2 separate regions of the Homo sapiens genome follow, and region 1 is linked to region 2. Evidence: chromatin contacts called from ENCODE Hi-C or POLR2A ChIA-PET data. All regions are on one chromosome and are shown on one strand. Each heading gives the region's core, a stretch centred on a gene start or an enhancer-like site at or near the end of the contact. The rest is flanking DNA. Distances are from core to core; before and after follow the strand shown.

Evidence for each region. A loop is a pair of places that touch in the nucleus more often than their neighbours do. ChIA-PET counts read pairs that join two places held with the same protein, here RNA polymerase II (POLR2A). Pooled maps may share reads with other maps.
Region 1: a loop to region 2 is called in a map of IMR-90, with 3 times the contacts of the local background. The contact joins two enhancer-like sites. A Hi-C loop is called at or near these places in 11 of 168 maps with a recorded cell type or tissue (CD14-positive monocyte, IMR-90, adrenal gland and 8 more) and 4 of 50 pooled maps. POLR2A ChIA-PET finds 5 or more read pairs at or near these places in 9 of 52 experiments (B cell, Caco-2, HEK293 and 6 more).

What each region holds. Positions count from the first base shown.
Region 1 is chr18:23,378,785-23,382,565 of GRCh38, reverse strand. All of the region lies in intron 5 of SLC35D4 (solute carrier family 35 member D4), which reads left to right. Among named protein-coding and RNA genes, the nearest start is that of SLC35D4, 57 kb to the left of the region's middle. Within about 2 kb of position 2,450, at least 13 of the 41 ENCODE cell types and tissues checked have a DNase peak (open chromatin) inside an H3K27ac peak, as active enhancers do; they include IMR-90 and right lobe of liver, where a contact is called at or near this core.
Region 2 is chr18:23,112,906-23,116,413 of GRCh38, reverse strand. No RefSeq gene overlaps it. Among named protein-coding and RNA genes, the nearest start is that of CABLES1, 21 kb to the left of the region's middle. Within about 2 kb of position 1,778, at least 13 of the 41 ENCODE cell types and tissues checked have a DNase peak (open chromatin) inside an H3K27ac peak, as active enhancers do; they include IMR-90 and right lobe of liver, where a contact is called at or near this core.

The sequences.
Region 1 (3,781 bases), core at 1,201-3,700, 270 kb before region 2:
CTTTCTCCCTAATACATAAAATAAGTGGAAGTTTTACAATCATTGGTGTCTTAGGATCAGTGAGATACAGCATGATTTTCCCCGTGTCTCAGGCCTGCTTCCCTGAGTCTTCCAATGGCAGGAACCACGTGGTGGTTCTCCTCAGAGCTCTGGGCTCAGCCTCCAGAACTGGGACTGAGCTAAAGAGTCACTAAATGGTCACTGAGATTCAGGAGCAGAACTTCCCTGAGAGTGGCTTAGCTCTGGGAACCTGACCTGTCCAAATTAAAAAAAAAAACTCATATTCTCCAAAGGGATCCTTTCTTTCTTTTTTTTTTTTTTTTTTTGAGACTGAGTCTCACACTGTCACCTGGGCTGGAGTGCAGTGGTGTGATCTTGGCTCACTGTAACCTACGCTGCCCGGGTTCAAGCGATTCTCCTGCCTCAGCCTCCCGAGTAGCTGGGATTACAGGTGCCCGCCACCATGCCCAGCTAATTTTTTGTATTTTTAGTAGAGATGGGGGTTTCACCATGTTAGCCAGACTGGTCTTGAACTCCTGACCTCATGATCCGCCCACCTCAGCCTCCCAAAGTGCTGGGATTACAGGCATGAGCCACTGCACCTGGCTGGGATACTTTCTTATGAATTTAGAAAGGAAGATTTACTTTCTTATGAATTTAGAAATGAAGATTTACCTGGATAAGATCAAGGCATCTCCACAGGGTTTTGCTTCCTGATGAGCAGGCCAGAGCCTGTAGATGAGGGTGACGGTAGGACTGAGGGTTAGAAAGTCCTTCAGGGATGTTTCCCTCTAGCAGGGGACCTCTTCCATTCTAGAGATGAGGGCAGATGTCTGGCTGAGAGGCCCTGTCCTTGGAAATAACTGAATGAACACCATAAGTGTTTGCATCTTCGACTCCATTTCATCACTAACACAAAACATCATTTCTTGTCAGGGCAAACTAGAAAAAAAGTGAGTGGGTAATTTGTTGTTGTTGTTGTTGTTGTTGTTATTAAAACAAACCTTTCTTTCCTTTATAAATCTAAGAAGATTTAAGATGTTGTAGAAAATACAGATGGAGGCCGGGCACAGTTGCTCATGCCTGTAATCAAAAAGCTTTGGGAGGCCAAGGCAGGAGGATCACTTGAGGCCAGGAGTTCGAGGCTGCAGTGAGCCATGATTGTGCCACTGCACCTCAGCCTGAGCAACAGTGAGACCCTGACTCTAAAAACCCAAAAATCAACTGTTTCTACTTCCCTGAGGAAACCACTCTATTCTTTCAGACTTTTTTCCCATGCACATATATAGATGTATTTACACGAACGGTAAGAAACATCCTGTTTTTCCATTTAACAGTTTGTCAGGAATCCCTATTAAGGCTATCATTCCACATTGGTTGAAGCATGAGTTGGCTGTTCCCTATTTGTAGAATTGTAGGTGGTTTTTAGCAATTTAGCGTTAAAATCTGCTCTATGATGCTGCTGTAATATGTTCTTGATGAGACTTACATTTCTGATGATACAGCTAGGAGCCTTGATGAAGTCATCCCTTATCATAAGGAACACACTTGCACGCCACCTCACAGACTGTTAAATGTTACCATGAGGGCTATTTTGTCTACTATGTGTAGATTTTACTAGAATCATTTTTGGAGAGTAAAAGTTGACCTCCTTGTGACTTCATTCTCAGATTATGAAAATAAACTATCTGGAGCTGTAGAGTTCATTTTCACCATCCACAACAAGGCCTTTGTGTATTCATGCACACACACACACACTCATGCACACATACACACACACACACACAGTTTGACTGTAAGGCAATACGTGGCTCGAGGAATTAATCTAACTACCTTGCAGAATTATTTATTATAGTTTAATATTAGAATACTCCTGTTTGTTTATTCATTTGTTCAGGATTTATCAAGTACCTATGAAATGTCAAACATGTTGCTAGGCCTAAAGCTGCAGAGACGTAGGAGACGCATTTCTTAGCCTTAACGCAGAGTTGGATGGAGGGGCTGGCCTGTACACTCGGGCTGGCACAGGGTATGGGTGGGCCAGCGGGTGAGCTCCAGTAATTCGGCATGGGAGGAGCAAGGAAAGCTTCCCTGGTGGATAGATTTGAGCTGAGTCAGGCAGGATGGGAAGGGACTTTCCAGTTTGATAAGGAGAAAGGGCTCTCCTTGTCAGGCAGGCAGAGGGAGCATCAAGTGGTGGCTAAGGGTGCCAGCAGGGGTGACACCGCAGGACTGGCAGGCAGGTGATGGGCAGCTTCCCTCATTCCTCAGTGCCTCAAGTGCTCTCCTCTCTAACATAGAACCAATGACTGTTAATTACCCCATGATTAAAGGATTCAGTACATGCAGAGCCCTTAGAACAGCACCTGGCAGTGTGAGTAGCCCTCACAGTTCAGTTAGCTAACCCAGAGGAATGTCAGCTATTTATTGTTAATTTTGGCAGCATGACTTCTTTTTTTTGTTTTGTTTTTGAGACCGCCTCACCCTGTCGCCCAGGCTGGAGTGCGGTGGCGTGATCTCAGTTCACTGCAATCTCCGCCTCCCGGTTCTAAGCGATTCTCCTGCCTCAGCCTCCCGAGTAGCTGAGATTACAGGTGTGCGCCACCACACCTGGCTAATTTTTGATATTTTTAGTAGAGACGGGGTTTCGCCATGTTGTCCAGGCTGGTCTTGAACACCTGACCTCAAGTGATCTGCCCTCCTCGGCCTCCCCAAGTGCTGGGATTACAGGCATGAGCCACCACCCCTAGCCCTTTGGCAGCATGACTTTTGAGGAGTTATAATAACCCATTTAGAACCCTGAGACCTCAGTAGGACTTGTTGCTAGGTTATTTTGGACTGAGTATCCTGAAAAGGAAAATGACTGCCATGAACTCAGTCATATCCAGAGCCCTGGGAGATGGAGCTAAGTAATGAACATATTGCCTGTTTTTACTCTCTGTATCCCAGGATCTGTGTGCTCTTTTACTCCCCTCCATGGAAGGGGCCTTTTCTTTTGGCCTGAAACATTAGCCCTGGAAGTTACTGGGTGAACATGCTATTCACAGAAGTGGAAGAGCATCCCTTTAGTCCCTCCTCTCAATTTCTGCTCTTACACTAGGCTGTTGAGGTTTTGGTTACATTTAGCTCTATTTTGAGTAACTGCTGGGCATGGTGGTTCAAGCCAGTAATCCCAACACTTTGGGGGGCAAAGGCAGGCAGATCACTTGAGGCCATGAGTTCAAGACCAGCCTGGCCAACATGGTGAAACCCCATCTCTACTAAAAATACAAAAATTAGCTGGGCATGGTGGCACACACCTGTAATCCCAGCTACTTGGGAGGCTGAGACAGGAGAATCGCTTGAACCCAGGAGGCAGAGGTTGCAGTGAGCCAAGATCACGCCACCGCACTCCATCCTGGGCAACAGAGCAAGACTCTGGCTCAAAAAAAAAAAAAAAAGAATTTTTGAGTAACACATTTATCATACCGGGGGCAGTTACGCAGGTGTGAGCCAGATCACCTTTGCCCTCCTCCTTTCAGCTCTTGAGGGCTAACTTCCCAGCAGATGGCAGTACAGCACGGTTGGCCTCGCGTCCTGTGCTCTGCAGAGGCAGGGTTGGACAAAGATCAAGATTAGAGTCTAAAGTTGCAAAAATAGAATCTGTTCATTAAAACAGGGGAAACTTTATTATTTAGGCACACATGAAAACTTAAGGTAGCCTTTGTAGTAAGCCACATGTTTCTCTTGTCAGCGCTTCACGTCTAAACAATATGTTCATACTTCACACTGCCTGAACTAG
Region 2 (3,508 bases), core at 529-3,028:
AGTCCCTGAGCCATGTGTTATCCTTGAAGAGCAACTACTCCCAGGGGCAATGAATCTTAGAGGTTAAGAGTTAAACGTAGCGGCCGGGCACGGTGGCTCACACCCGTAATCCCAGCACTTTGGGAGGCCGAGGCAGGTGGATTACCTGAAGTCAGGAGTTCAAGATCAGCCTGGCCAACATGATGAAATCCCGCCTTTACTAAAAATACAAACAATTAGCTGGGTGTGATGGTGGGCATCTGTAATCCCAGCTACTCGGGAGGCTGAGTCAGGAGAATCGCTGGAGCCCAGAAGGCAGAGCTTGCAATGAGCCAAGATCATGCCACTGCACTCCAGCCTGGATAACAAGGGCAAAACTCCATCTCAAAAAAAAAAAAAAAAAAGAAGAAGTAAACATAGCAGCATGATTCACAACAGCCAAAACATGGGCACAACCCAAATGTCCATCCATAGATGAATGGATAAACAAAATGTGGTGTATACAAACGATGGAATGTAATTCAGCCTTAAGTAGGAAGGCAATTCTGACTCATACTACAACGTGGATGAACCCTGAGGACGTTACGCTCAGTGAAACAAGCCAGTCACCAAAGGACAAATAGTGTATGATTCACTCATGTGAGGTCCATGGAATCATCACGCTGTTAGAGACAGAATAGTGGTTGCCAGGGGCTTGGGGAAGGAGGGAATGAGGAGTTAGTGTTTAATGGGTACAGAGTTTCAGCTGGGGATATGAAAAAGTTCTAGAGATGGTTGGTGGTGATAGTTGCATACAATGTCAATGTACTTACTGCCACAGAACTATCCACTTAAAAATGGTTAAGATGGTCACTTTTATGTTATGTTTATATTGTCACTTAAAGAAAAAAAAAAAGCAACTGCTCGATGCAGAGACTAGAAGTCAAGCCCCGGCTCTGCTATTCACACCAGGGTGTGGTGGGTCTTGGCCAAGTTCATCTCTCTCGGACTCAGTGTCCCTGTGAAAGAGGGATCGTGACTATACTCTCCCCACAGTGGCAATGTGGGGAACTCTTGAGATCTGAGTATAAACCTGGGGGCACAGTGCCTGCCTGGCACATTGGGGGTACTCAGGAAGTGTGGTTATTATGGTGGTTACAGGTTTTACTATTTATTGCTTATAGAAGCAGCCCAAATGCTTCTATGGACTGTCTTTTCCCCTGCAGACACTCCCACAGAAGCATTTGGGGCACTGGCTTAACAGCAAGGTTACAGGTTAACTGACCATGAATGACTGAGATCTAGGACAGGGTGTGTGTAATCTCTCTGCGTCTTCCTGCTGGTTCAACATTCTCTCCTCCCACAAGAACCAGTTCCCAAGGGTACTCCACGCAACTTCACGTTGCCCTGCTTATCTGACCCCCAGAGGAACACTTCTTCCAGTGAAAACCTCCACAGTTCCCATTTAGACTCCTGCGGAGAGTTGCTCATTGCTGTTGACAGCAATAATAGTTCGTTTTCTTTTATTTTGATTAAATAATAGCTTGATTGGAAAGTGTTTCCCGGTGCAGCAATTAATAACTGGCTGGAGTTGCCAAGGCTGGAGGTAAGGCCAAAAGCACTTCACCCAGCTAGTCACTCATTACCCAGGAAATGTTAGACCTGGAGGCTATTCACTGCTGGTACAAACTCTGAAATTGGTAGGGAGAAAAAGGAAAAAAAGAAAAACAGCCTAAGCAATTTCCTTTTAGGTAATGAAAAGTTTAAAAATGGAGTAGCGTGTTGCCATAGCCACCATCTCTGGCTCTGGGCTGGCCTCCACGCTGGCATCCAGCGGACGGCATTTGACATGGTTTTCAGCAGAGGCAGCTGTGCCTCTTAAGTACCCATAATGAATATCTGCAGCTCCAGGCTCCCTCGGAAATCCTCAAGCCTTCACTTGTCACCTAATTTCCTCGGGAAGTGTTTCTAATTACACATTTCTTGCTGCCGGCTCCAGGTCAAGTCTTTTTGTACACAATATGCGAATTACATAAAACCACAAAACAGTGAGGGGACTCTGGAGTGATCAAAATTGCCATGTAGTTGTTTTAACTTAGTAGTTAAGCATCCGTGGGTGTAATAGGATGTCATTTGCATGAGCAAAAACAACATTAAAGGAACATCACGTGTTTCATTCTTGAGAACTCTTTGTAGGGGTCAGAACCCATTTCAGCAAGATATCTATATAACAATAGAATTTCCAACTCTAACACATGGACTGTTTATTTTAACTACAATAGCAGGGGCTTTGTAAAGAGAGACTTGTTTTGTACTGTTACCTGGGATCTGCCATTTAGGGACCTAAATGGCAGTTTTGTTTCCTGGAAGTGAAATAATCCTTATCTTTGGACTCTCTTAGTTTAGGAAATTCTCCAAGACGTAAAGCAACATTCACCAACTATTCTTAGAGAAAACTCTGAAATCTAGTTAAATTTATGTCCAGATGCTACTGTTTGGGTGTTAAGGTTTTTTTTAGAGTTGAGTAAATTGGAGGATTCTTTAGCTCTTAAAGAAGCGGCATAAATGGTTTTCTAAAAAAATGGGTTTTGACTGGACTGAGGCAACCCCCTCCCACACCGCAGTGTTTTGGAAGACTGAGCCTGTGCGGGATGGAGAGGTACGGGGGACTCTGGTTGTCTTCGTGGGGCCATGGAATTTTGCTCAAGTGAGCCCCCAGGCCATGCCCATGGACGTCCCAGAACCAGGGATGGCTGGTTCTGGCACCAGCTTGCAGCTGAGGCAAGACCTGTCCTGTCTTGAGGACATTATGCTAAGTGAAGTAAGCCAGTCATGGAAAGACAAATACACTGTGATTCCACTTGTATGAGGTACTTAGAGTCATCAGAATCATAGAGACAGAGTGGTGGTAGCCAGGGGCTGGGGGGAGGAGGGAAGGGGAGTTAGTGTTTAACGTACAATTTCAGTTTTACAAGATGAAAAGAGCTATGGAGATGGGTGGTAGTGATGGTTGCACAACAATGTGAATGTACTTAATGCCACTCAACTAACTGTACCTTAAAAATTGCTAAGATGGTGGCGGGCTCAGGGACTCACTCCTATAATCCCAGCACTTTGGGAGGCTGAGGTGTGCAGATCACCTGAGGTCAGGAATTTGAGACCAGCCTGGCGAACATGGTGAAACCCTGTCTCTACTAAAAATATAAAAATTAGCTAGGTGTGGTGGCTAATTAGCTAGTCCCAGCTACTCAGGAGGCTGAGGCAGGAGAATCGTTTGAACCCAGGAGGCGGAGGTTGCAGTGAGCTGAGATTGCACCACTGCACTCCAGCCTGGGCGACAGAGTGAGACTCTGTCTCACAAAATAAAATAAAAAATTGCTAAGATGGTAAATGTCATGCTATGTATATTTTACCACACAGACACATATACACACAATGGGGAAAGGAGAGAGGAACCTATCCTGACCCCATTCCCTAAGGAACTTCAGCAGGAAGTAGCAGTCACTGCAAGAAGTGTCTTTTGCTCCAGGTTTCCCTCTGCCCACTGACC